Regions from separate parts of the Mus musculus genome. Here region 1 is linked to region 2. A link is a loop called in an ENCODE intact Hi-C map of the cell type or tissue named here. Cell type or tissue: left cerebral cortex. All regions are shown on one strand. Links, peaks and the distances in the headings refer to the core of each region. The heading gives the core; the rest is flanking DNA.

What was found. A loop is a pair of places that touch in the nucleus more often than their neighbours do. Peaks named below come from ENCODE experiments on the same cell type or tissue, not always from the same donor. Only the 100,000 strongest peaks of a DNase experiment are listed, where the experiment ranks them.
Region 1: a loop joins it to region 2, with 7 times the contacts of the local background. A loop is called at or near these places in 2 of 42 quality-filtered maps.

The regions. Positions count from the first base shown.
Region 1 is chr11:120,462,883-120,468,774 of GRCm38, reverse strand. It overlaps Arl16 (ADP-ribosylation factor-like 16), which reads left to right and starts at 1,175. Exons shown (of 5, transcript NM_197995.2): 1 at 1,175-1,412; 2 at 1,535-1,593; 3 at 2,008-2,121; 4 at 2,676-2,791; 5 at 2,954-4,449. The coding sequence starts at 1,352. The coding sequence ends at 3,125. It overlaps Hgs (HGF-regulated tyrosine kinase substrate), which reads right to left and starts at 1,140. Exons shown (of 22, transcript NM_008244.3): 1 at 1,012-1,140. The coding sequence starts at 1,048. It overlaps Ccdc137 (coiled-coil domain containing 137), which reads right to left. Exons shown (of 6, transcript NM_152807.3): 6 at 4,421-5,892. In left cerebral cortex, for the core only: a CTCF peak has its summit at 1,337; DNase peaks (open chromatin) are centred at 1,220 and 1,995; H3K4me3 peaks cover 2,206 bases; H3K27ac peaks cover 1,558 bases.
Region 2 is chr11:120,569,672-120,576,253 of GRCm38, reverse strand. P4hb (prolyl 4-hydroxylase, beta polypeptide) reads left to right here and starts at 3,001. Exons shown (of 11, transcript NM_011032.3): 1 at 3,001-3,597; 2 at 4,527-4,733. The coding sequence starts at 3,447. In left cerebral cortex, for the core only: a CTCF peak has its summit at 2,882; a DNase peak (open chromatin) is centred at 3,070; H3K4me3 peaks cover 2,246 bases; H3K27ac peaks cover 1,507 bases.

The sequences.
Region 1 (5,892 bases), core at 1-2,500, 110 kb after region 2:
GACCCTCTGGAGAGAGGTACTACTTGCATCTGCTTTAAAGATAAAGGAGGTAGAGAATGCCCTTTGTCACAGCTTGCTGGGCACTTTAAAATGGCATACCCTGCTGCTTCTCAACAGAGTCCCATCATTTAGAAGTTTTGTCCTTTACCTCTTAGCTGGGTAATGTAATGGGTCCCTTAGCAAGCTCTAGAAGATGAGGGATGATTTCTCCATGTCAAGTGGTACCCCCAGCCAACACCTCTTCACACTCGGATCACCCCTCCCTTACGAAAGTGAGCTATCCCAAGATACACCACCCTTGTTACTCATTCAACAAGTTAGTGGATTCATACCTGACGTGCTGAACCTCCCAGGATATGAGACTAAGGTAAACATCTCATCATCTAAGATTCCCCTTTGAAAACCTTAGCTCAAAAAGGAGCAAGTGAGCAGCCTAGGATGGGGCCTGCTCCTGAACACATTTATTGAGGGAATGGTGCATGCATGTCAAACTCATTTTTCCCTCCTAAAATTTACACTGTCCAGGAACCTCAGATAGTGATATCAACAAGCACCTTCAAAAATGAGAAATACATGTCTTCTCAAACCCCCAGGCACTACCAGAGCGCAAGAGGCTGAGGTCCTAGGAAGCATTCCCCAAGGGGCTCGAAAGGTTTAAGGAAGGCAGTATCGGTTCCACCCTGCGAAAAGGTATCGGGGTCTGAGACCCGCATGAAGCTAAGATCTGAGTCATGACTTCATGACTCAGGACTTTGGCCCAATCGGTTCAGGACCGTCGGACCCGGAGGAAGAGAGGTCCGTCACGGACCCCCAAAGAGCATTCGTCACTGGAACCCCAGGACTCAGTGTACAGCCCGGGCGGCCACACCCGAGGCCCGGGAACCGTGCAGTGCTCCCCGGAGGCCGACGGCCGGTCTAGGTGGCCGGCCCGCTCTCCTGAGACCTACGGAGGCAGCATCTGGCCGGTGCGCGCGAGGGAGCTGACTTGGAGCTGACGGGCGGACGCGTTACCTAGGAGACGCTCGAAGGTGCCGCTGCCTCGCCCCATGGCGACCCCACTCCGGACCGACGCTGCAGTCGCTCCCTCTTTCGGAGCTGACGCGCCCCCCAACTTCCGCTTCCGCCTTTCTTTTTCTGCTCGCGCACGCGCAACGCCTCCGCGCCGCCCCGAGTCCTGCTCCATGGCGAGACTTGCGCTTACACACTGACTCTGAGCGTCCATTGGACCGCTCAGTCCATTGGGACTAACCAATGAGCAGCCTGGACGAGCGGTCTATCCAATGAAAGCTAAGCGGAGGCGGGCCTCATTGCGTGGTAGCTCGGAGGTACAAGCGCGTTATCCGAGGAAGGGATGTGTCTCCTGCTTGGAGCTGCTGGGGTCGGGAAGACCCTGCTGGTGAAACGCCTTCAGAATATCCTTCCGCGCCGAGTGGGCAGGCAGGGAGTCCCAGGCAGGGTGGGGAGGGAGCACACCGGGGTCGCTCATCACGGGAACTCCTCCCTCTGCCACGCCATGGCCCTTGACCGCCGGGACAGCTGAGCTCCGGAGATGGCAAAGGCGACCTGGGAGAGCCCCCACCGACGCGGCCCACGGTAGGTGTCGGCCTCTCTCAGGTCATGCATGCCCTTTGAGGCTTGCAAAGGTCCTCAGACCTCTTCTAATGGAAGCCGCGGTGCCTGTGGTCAGTAGGTTGGGTACTGTCTGCGGCAGAGGAACTCCCATCACTAGACTTCTGAGTGTGGAGAACCCGAAGCCCGTCTTCCGGTGGGCACCTTTCTCTCCCATCCCTAGAAATTCATTCCCTCGTCACTCTCAAGGCCCATCTCTATGGTTGACGTTGGCCTGGAGCCCCCAGAGAGCTGCATTTCTTGGTGGCGAGAGCAGAGGGCTTGAGCAGTTGTCACTGGCTGTGGATGCTTAGCTCCCTCATGGCGGTGCTGCCATCCAGAAGCTCACCACAGCACACCGCTTGCGCTGGTCTCAGTGCATCGTGGTTTTTTCCATAGGTGGGCACCAACCTTACAGACATTGTGGCCCACAGGAAGATCACCATCCGAGAGCTCGGGGGATGCATGAGCCCCATCTGGTCCAGTTACTATGGAAACTGCCATTCGCTCTTGGTGAGTTAATACTTCAAGCTTCTTTGGAGGTCAGTTTTGTCTGACTCCCTGAACCATCAAGTATTGGCCCTGCTTTTCATGGGATCGGGTTTGGGGGTCTTTGATGACTGTGCATTGGTCTGATTTCCTGAGCAGGGCTCAGATTCTAGGAGGCTTGTTGAAGGCACAGCATGTTCTATGCCTTGATACCTGAATACGACCAACACTTTACATCCCTCTTGTTGGTCCTATCTGTAGAAGGAAGGGGCATCAAATTCTGGGATGAAGAGCTGATGGCCACAGTAGACTTAATTTTACTTAAAGACACCAGTGACAGTCATCCTCGTACAACTCCCCCTTGGCTATTTCCAAAACCTGTTGTTTAAAAGCCAATCTGGGGCTGGATATGTAGCTCAGGAGAGTGCTTGCCCTAGCTACACTTGAAGCCCTAGGTTCAAACTCCTGCATCATAAATTTAAATCCACTTAAAAAGTTGTCTGTGTGCTTTTGTGAAATGACCAGACAGGGCTCTGGTCAGGACTATCTTCTGTAGCATGTTTTCCTTTTCTCCCTAGTTCATGATGGATGCTTCTAACCCCACCCAGCTCTCTGCATCCTGCATGCAGCTCCTGGGTCTCCTTTCTGCAGAAGAACTTGAAAAAGCCTCCGTCCTCATACTCTTCAATAAAATGTATGGGTCTAAGGGCTGGGCAGGATGAAGGGCAAGGTATCCCAAGGGGTTGCTCTACTTGAGTACAGCCAAGACCATAGGGTCTGCAGCGGGGAGGTGCAGCTGTGGGTAGAACAACTTTGTGGCGAGCACCACTTTGACGAAGTGCTTCTTCAACTACAGTGACCTACCCTGTTACATGACCATGGAGGAAATGAAGTCATTGATGAGGCTTCCAGACATCATTGCTTGTGCCAAGCAAAACATCACCGCAGTAGAAATAAGTGCCAGGAATGGCACTGGCTTGGCAACAGTATTGCTCTGGCTCCAGAATCAACACAGGCACAGCAGTTGACAGCAAGATGGAGAAGTATGGCTGACCCCACCCAGTGCCTAGGAGGCAAATGCATGAGAGCCTGAGGTGTTTGATAGGAGCAGGCCACCCAGTGTATCTGCAAGTGATGGGGGCTGTGCTGTGACCAGTAAACAAGCATACACTTACAAACACCACTGTCATCTCACTTCTGAACAATGGTCCCAAGACAGAACAAACTGCAGGTGTCTTCACGTCTCCCACCAAGAAGTTGGACCCACTGAGGGCTTTGGACTGCACGGAGCCCAGGTCATTTTTATAGTACAGACTCTGCCTTTCTGAGTTCCTATATCCTGACCATGTTGCCCAGAAAAAAATATAAAGTTAATGAAGAATTGGGAAGTGGGCCGGGCATGGTGGCACATGCCTTTAATCCCAGTACTCGGGAGGCAGAGGCAGGTGGATTTCAGAGTTCGAGGCCAGCCTCGTCTACAAAGTGAGTTCCAGGACAGCCAGAGCTACACAGAGAAACCCTGTCTCGAAAACCAAAAAAAAATTTGGGAAGTTGGGGAGGGGTGAGATGGCTCAGTGGGTAAGAGCACTGGCTTCTCTTCAGAAGATCCTGAATTCAAATCCCAGCAACCGCATGGTGGCCCACAGCCCTCTGTAATGAGAGCTGACTCACTCTTCTGGAGTGTCTAAAGACAGCTACAGTAGTGAGCAGAGGTTGAGTTCAATTCCCAGCAACCACATGATGGCTCACAATCATCTATACAGCTACAGTGTACTCATATACATAAAATATAATTTAAAAAAAAAAAAAAGAATTGTCTTGGCCTGGAGAGATGGCGCAGCACTTGAGAGCTGTCTGCTTCTAGAGGTACTGAATTGTACTCCCAGCAACCATATGGTGGCCATACTGAGATCTGATGTGCTCTTCTGGCTTGCAGGTGTACATGCAGATACAGCACTCATATACGGAAAATTAATTTTAAAGAAAAAATAGAGTTGTGTCTCAAATGGGAAAAAGTAGGCAGGATGTGGTGGCACGTGCCTGTAGCTTGAGCTACTCGAGAGACAAAGGCAAAAGGATCATCTTAAGCTCAAGAGCTGAGCTTTTCATAGAGATGGGGGTGAGCGGGACGGGTGTGGTAGAGCATTTCTCTAATCCCAGCACTTAGAAGTCAGGCAGGAGAATCTCAAGATCTGGCTGGCACAGTGAGAAACTGTCTCAAAAAAAAAAAAAAAAAAAACCCAAAAAACAAAAAGCCAAAACTCTGGGGGAGGGGGAGTGTGGTTGTGACCTCACCAGAAACAAGAATGTTCTCATTGATGGATTTATTCAATAAACTTTTATTTCTCATGTACAGGGGTATATGAGGTCCCACAAGTGGACAAGAGAAGGCACACAGGAGGTGGTAACATTCTACTGGGATAGCTTGTCAGGTGCATCAGCATGATAATCTTCTAGGCTCATCTGCTGAGGAAAAACCTGCAGCAGAGCAGTACATCAGGGTGCCTGATTTTCAACCAGGACAAAGTGGAGAGGGCTGGGGAAGCCCTTATGTCTCCTGCCCCTTACACCATGAAGACCTTTACACACATGAAGACATATATGTACCTATGTGTCTATATGAATCACCAATTATTCAGTAATGATATAATGGTGGACAGGCTCCAGCTTACCTGCCAATATTTAGTGTTCTGAGGGTCAGGACTCCAAGATGGCAGCAGAGACCAGACCTGACCTTGGAGTGGGCAGGGAACAAGAGCAGCCACATCTTCCATACCAGAAGTGAGGAATGGGGAAGCCAGACAGGTGGCTCCACACATCGTTCTGGCCAAGGTCAATCTGAGATGGCTTAAGCACAGCAGGAAAACATCCATTTAGCTGGGATATTTTGTGAAAAAGCAGCACTCAGAAAACAATCCCTGAATGCATGGGTGTGGGCATCTTTAATAAACATTACAGAAAGTGGGAGGAGTCAAGCACATATAGGCACAGGCACATATAGGCATGGGCTCTGAGGGATAATTACCCAGAGTCATTTGATGTAGCGCACAGTTGAGCTTTGGATGTGTGGCCACATTGCTTCTAAAGAACTCAGAAGCCTACATACTCTGATAATGGTGGCTCCTGGGCCCTGGCCCTAGTCCTGATGTGCAGTGGAAAGTCAAGTGGCCGATGCACCCTGCTCTATTCTGGCCCTTGCTACTGTTGGGTGTGTGTCTGCACACTCACTCATCTTGTCACATTGACACGCATTGACTAGGGCCGTGGATAAGCATGTTGGAGAGCAACGGCCCAGACTTCAAAGAGCAAAACTTTAATAAACTTCACTCTGGAAAATGCACATTTGGAGCACTCCACTAGGCTCCAGGACCAGCTTTGCTGGACGGAGGCTCCTAGGTCTGCTAGAGGACTGTGGGCTTCCCCAGCAGGGTCCAAGCTTCGCTCTTTTGATGTCTAAGTAAGGTTTTTGAGACTCTCTCAACCTGTTCAGGCAGGCCATACATTTGCTTCAAGTCAAGACTGGCTTTGAACACCCAATTCTTTCGCCTCTACCCTCTTGGTATAAATACTCTACTCTGTCAACCATTGAAACCTGGTTTTCATGTGTATACCTCAAGGCACTCAGTCAGTACTGAAACCCCCTCTCTATCCAAACCAAGAGTGGGCTGGGAGTTCTGGTCATTTGTACAGAACCCTGCAGGCAAATAAAAAAAAAGTGCTGATTGCCGCCCCCACTTGCCCTTCCACCAGCCCACTAACCTGCTTTGCTGTCTGTCCCTGCCTTCCAAAGGTTGC
Region 2 (6,582 bases), core at 1,395-3,894:
CTGCCTGAAGGATATTTCAATGCATTTCCAATGGCCCAGAAAATGTGTAATACTCAGTGTGGGTCTTACAGGACCTTGATACTAGGTTGTCCAAACTAACACCTCTTTTCAGCAATGGCAGCTGCTCTTAGAAGAAGTAAGAGAGGCCTTGGGAAACAGAACTAAGTCATCAGCTGGGCCCTCAAGGGCTTGTAGATGTTCAGGTGATCTGACCTGCATTCTCAGGTTGGGACATACTACCCTTATATTACTACCCATATATTATCTGGCCACTCAACAAACCCAGAGGGCCCAAGAATTTTAGGCCTCTCTCTGACTTCTTTCCAGTGGTTGATTGCCTGGTAGAAGCCAGTGCAGAGATAGCAGACTTTTTTTTTTTTTTTTAAGATTTTTTTATTTATTTTTGTTTTTTCAAGACAGGGTTTCTCTGTATAGCTCTGGCTGTCCTGGAACTCACTTTGTAGACCAGGCAGGCCTCGAACTCAGAAATCCACCTGCCTCTGCCTCCCAAGTGCTGAGCCACCACGCATGGCTTAAGATTTATTTTATTTATGAGTACACTGTAGTAGTCTTCAGACACACCAGAAGAAGGCACTGAATTCCATTTCAGATGGTTGTGAAACACCATGTGGCTGCTGGGAATTGAACTCAGAACCTCTGGAAGAGCAGTCAGTGCTCTTAACCACTGAGTCATCTCTCCAGCCCTGATAGTAGACATTTGAAGACATTCTTTAGTCTAAGATCCTGTGATCATCAGGAGAGTGTCACAGCTGCCCCTCTGTTCCTACAACGTCAGCAGCCCTACTCTGTTATGTGGATATGGCAGCTGCCTGCATTGAGAGCTTTATCCATTCTGTGTCTGACACAGAGCCCAGAGGCAAACTGAGACTCAGCCCTGGTCCTGAAGGCAAGTTGTCTTTAAACTATCACACTCAACTCCCTCCCCTGCCCTGTTCTTTTCCCTTCCATAGACAAAACATCCCACGCCTAGCATTTAATTACCAAAATCCTGAAACTTTTTTTTTTTTTTTTTTTTTTTTTTTTGAGACAAGGTCTCAAGTAGCCCATGTTGTCCTTCAGCTCCTGGTATATTTTACTATACCTGTAATTCCAGTCATTTAGGAGGCAGAGGCAGTACAATTGCTCAAAGTTCGAGAGGCCAGGCTAGTCTACATAGTGAGTTTCAAAAAAATATATAGGGCTAAAGAAGGGGGACAGGGGAGACACAAAAACAAGACAGAAAGAGCTAATCCACCTGCCTCTCTCAAATACTGGGATTACAAGGGAACACTGCCATACCAGCGAACATTCTTCTCTTTTTTCACTTTTTGAGACAGGGTTTCTGTGTAACCCTGGCTGTCCTAGAACTTGCTTTGTAGACCAGGGTGGCCACACACAGATCCAACTGCCTCTACCTCCTGAATACTGGGATTAAAGGTGTGCCACCAGTGGCCCGCTCTTTTGTCTCTAGTTCCAAATAATGGTTTCTAGAACAGCTCAAGGCAGCTAAAAAAATCACTGGGAGATAGCAGCATCATATATGAAGCTATTTCTATTGTACCCAAGTCAGGAATGTGTACAGGCACTAAAGATAGGCAGAGAAAAAACCAAGCACCTAGCCAAGCTGCTGCTAGATTAGGTACTCTTCCAGGGCAAATTCATTCATAGCTCTCCTAGGCCTGCAAAGTCATCCCGTATATACTCGAAGGTTTCCCAGTGAGCTCCGACCAGGATCTGACTCCCTCTCTGCCTACACTGAATGGGTTGGGGCACAAAGGACTTGGTCTTCAAGGGAAGAAACTCACACTAGATAAGAGGAGTTTCTAGTAGGAAAGGTAATACATGCATGTCCTTATTGACAACGTTGCTAAAGAAGCTACTGCCAGGCAGTGATGGCACACATCTTTGATGCCAGCACTCTGAGGAGGCAGAGGTAAATGGATCTCTGAGTCCAAGGCCAGGTTGGTGTCTATCGAGTTCCAGGGCTATACAGGAAAACACTGTCTTGAAAAACTAAAAACAATTAAAAAAAAAAAAACTATCAAAATACAAAACCATATGCCATATTTCTTGTTTTTTATCCATTTCTGAGAGCAGTGTAGTACTAGTCAATCTATATACTTAATATTTGGGTGTTTGCCTTTTCTAATGACCCTTGACAATCAGGATAGTTTTCGTAGTGGGAAGTGAAAAAAGAAGATGCTTCTAGGAGTGAGCTCCCGGGCTGGGCGTGGAGAGCAGGTCGGTTGACAGCCGGGGAGCAGTAAAGAAAGAGAAAGATGGACCGAACACGGACAGGGACTGCTCACAGCTGTAACTACAGCACCCAGTGGGCCGGTGCAGATCTTTTAAGTATTTCCTCGGGTTCCAGGCCAGCCTGTGTACAATGAGTTCCAAGTCACTAAGGGATAGAGACACAAAGTAGAAGATGATTCTGGAAAAGGAAGTCCAACCGAGACAAAATGTGACTCTCGTACGTAATGGAAAGGCTGATTCACAGAAGCCAAACCTTTTTATTATTCAGCCCAACGAACTCAAGAGCCATTTCAACATGTGGTCAGTATAAAGCGGACGGCACGGACTGCTTTCTCCACTTCCCCAGCAGCTTCCGCAGAGGTCTCGGGCACCGAATTCCGAATGGTGGACAGGAGCCTCGGACGACCACGGGGCGCCCGAGAAACGTGCCCGCGGCGTGGGGACACGCCTGGCAGCTACCGCAGCCGAGAAAAGCACAGAACACCGACCCCGAAACTAGGGTCCGTCACCCAAGACCTGGGCAGGGACCGCACGAGCCGCACGCGCACCGGAAGTGGCGTCCCTGGCTTCCTTGAGGAGACTTGGGGGCGGTGCCAGTACGGAAACGCGGTCCAGTCAGAATGCAACACGAGGGGCTTCGGAGGCGCAAGCGTAGCCCCGCCCAGGGGTCCGGGACTCCGCCCACTGCCACGTTCGACGGAGAATCGGGCTGGGTACGCGCATCTCTCCACCAATCAGGAGCCACGAGGCCGGGCAGCGGAAAGCCGCAGCCATTCCAGACGTGTGGAAGGCGTGGGAAAAGTCGCCAGTCAGAAGTCCAGAAAGAGAAAGTTGGCTTTCGCCAGCGAATCAGACGCTGGGGGACATTGGGTTTGTGCGCGCGCGCGCGCGCCGTGGCCAATCCCAGGCAAGAACCGAAAGGCCTCCGGGTCTTTGTCGACTTGGTGGCCCAGCCTTGAGTGGGTGTCCAGTCCCCGCACGGCGAGGGCGGGTCTCTCAGCTCCTTGGCCAATCGGAGGGCGCGGCGGGGCGCATGCGCACGGCGGCTGACGCGCGCAGCGAGGGGGAGGCGTGGGCGCGTCCCCGGCCCAGGATTTATAAAGGCGAGGTCTGGACCGACGCGCGCTCTCGTCGCCTTGGCTGTCCCGGCGGCGCCAACCCAACTGCCCCGCCCGCTGCAGACGTCCGACATGCTGAGCCGTGCTTTGCTGTGCCTAGCCCTGGCCTGGGCGGCTAGGGTGGGCGCCGACGCCCTGGAGGAGGAGGACAACGTCCTGGTGTTGAAGAAGAGCAACTTCGAGGAGGCGCTGGCGGCGCACAAGTACCTGCTGGTGGAGTTCTGTGAGTGCGCCGTGGGCCTGGGCGGGGGGGGAAGGGCCCCTTGTCCACGGACTCCTCCGGGCCGCCCTCTGCGGCACCCAGCACTGTCCTGCGCGGCCGGCCCCTCTTGAGTACGGTGGCCCGTAGCCCTCAGCTTGCCCCACGGAACACGGACTGGCCGGTCCAGAGCTGCACCTCGCGGGTAGCACCTACTGTAAGCTTCTCTGCTTCCAGTTGTCCCAAGAGCATCCTTCCTACCCAAAGTAGAAGTCGTTGTAGTCAGAGCTCATTGAGGGGGACTGCGGGATTGAGAATCAAGAAGGTATCTTTGTGCACGACGTCCACATGGCCAGAACCTTCTGTTAGCTGGGAAAAACAGAGTGGGCTGTGTGAGCAGTTAGCAGTTCCGATAGAGTAGATCAAACGCTCTTTACTATGCCCACCCTACCTGTAACTTGCCGTATACCGGGAAGCAAGCCAGATCTAAGCCTTTACTTCTGCTTACAAGTGTGTGAGCTCCAACACAGCTGCCAGGTTGCCTTGACAGATTGTCACATTCCCATAGTAGAAAGAACAGCTTTGGATAGGCATCTGGACACGTACTTGCTACATATAGTGCTGGCCCAGCAACCTTTTAACTTTTCCTAGATTCTGAGTGGTAAACCCCAGGTATACACTGACCCTGATTGCTGGGGGCAGTACGAAGTTACAAGTCAAGGATGATTTTACAGTGCTGGTGGTCACAGGGCAAAGTAGGGATTGGGGTTGGTTTGTCACTCGTGGCCTCTGTCCTCATATTGCCCAAGAGCACCAGCTATCAGTGCAGTCTCTTGACTGCATTAAGAGGGGTTATCTTGGTATGCTGATAAGGTTTTTATGAAAGGAAGTACAAAGGGAAGAAATAGACCTGGATAGAGGACTACCTTCCAATGTCCTGGTTTCTTTTACAGATGCCCCGTGGTGTGGCCACTGCAAAGCTCTGGCTCCCGAGTATGCCAAAGCTGCCGCAAAACTGAAGGCAGAAGGCTCTGAGATTCGACTAGCAAAGGTGGATGCCACAGAAGAGTCTGACCTGGCTCAGCAGTATGGTGTCCGTGGCTACCCCACAATCAAGTTCTTCAAGAATGGAGACACAGCCTCCCCAAAGGAATATACAGGTGTGACCCTAGAACTGCCCTTTAATAACTGTGTAGGCTTTGGGAGCAAACCCACAGGTGGGGGAAAAAAGGCAGGGAGAGGCCCTGTTCTCAAGTGGGTTCTATATCAACTCTTGCATGTGGGAGCTGGGGAAAGTTCCTCCTTTGGAGTACTTCACAGGAAGTGTCACATCTGTGATGACCTGAGTAGCCTGCTGGCTGAGTTATCTGGTGATTGACCAATGAGGAGGAGGAGGCAAGTGCTTTGCTCAACACACGGGGCTTTGAACTATTGGTGCTTCCAGGAATGCAGTGCTTCCAGATAGTGTAGGCGTGACACTTGGGTGACGCTTTGTAGCTGTCACTCACAGGGTGTCAGTACCAGGCCAGGTATTCATGATTCTCACTGCATTTGTACCTTTGGGAACCTTTCATAGTTACAGCATTCTAGTTGTTGGTGACTAAATGCAAATCCAGGTGGATCACCCAGCCACCGCTAAAGGAATTTTTGTGGAGCCTGGACCTTGATATAGGCAATTCAGTTAGTTACTACAAGCAAAAGACTTGGGCTTCAGCTGGAGGCGGTGGCACAGACCTTTAATCCTCCCGTTTGGGGGTAGAGGCTGGTGGATCTCTTTAGTTTGAGGCTAGCCTGGTATATAGAGATACATACATACATATACTCATGCAGACATACACACTCACATATGTCATATAAAGTATCTATATATCTCCCCTTGAGAGCAGTAGTGTGCCACTCTAGTCACCTTCCTAGGCTATCTGTGGTCCTTTTTAATATGACTTCACTATTGGAGTAGAAAGTTCCTGTCCACCAGGCAGTGGTGGCACACACCCTTAGTCCCATTACTTGGGAGGCAGAAGCAGGCAGAACTCTCGAGGCCAGCCTGCTCTACTGCTCTACAGATCAACTTTCAAAACAGCCAAAGCTACACAGAAAACCCTGTCAATTAAATTAAAAACAAAAACAAGTCGGGCGTTGTGGCGCACGCCTTTAATCCCAGCATTGGGGAGGCAGAGGCAGGCGTATTTCTGAGTTCGAGGCCAGCCTGGTCTACAAAGTGAGCTCCAGGACAGCCAGAGCTATGCAGAGAAACCCTGTCTCGAAAAACAAAAACAAAAACCACCAAGGCTCTTTGCCCAGACCTTGCTGTACTGGCTCGCTTGTGAGCAGCAGCTGGGAAACAGAGGTGTGAGCATCGTCCAAGTGTGAGGCCATCCTGGTGTGGGTCTCAGCCACCTGGGTCTGCAGAGTAAGACCTCATCTGAAAAGCACGCAGTTTGATCGGCAGAGCACTTGCCTAACATGAAGACGCAATTACAGTCACTACCACTTTATAAACTGGGTACGGTGGTGTTGTGTTTAATCTGGGTTTGTGTATGTGTGCATGCGCACACCTGAAGCATAGTGTATACTTGTTTATCTTGTGCATTCTTCCAGAAGAGTATGTTGGATCTCCTAGAACTTACAGGCAGTTGTGGGTCACCTAAGGTAGGTGCTGGCAACCAGACCCAGGTCCTTTTAGAAGAGTAGCAAGTGTTCTTAAGCTATTGAGCCATCTCTCCGGCCCCCTGTCCCCAGTGGAAAATTTATTTATTTATTTATTTTGGTTTTTCGAGAAGGGTTTCTCTGTGTAGCCCTGGCTGTCCTGAAACTCACTCTGTAGAACAGGCTGGCCTTGAACTCAGAAATCTGCCTGCCTCTGCCTCCCAAGTGCTGGGATTTTTTTTTAAAGATTTATTCATTATTTATTATATGTAAGTACACTGTAGCTGTCTTCAGACACACCAGAAGAGGGCATCAGATCTCATTACGGATGGTTGTGAGTCACCATGTGGTTGCTGGGATTTG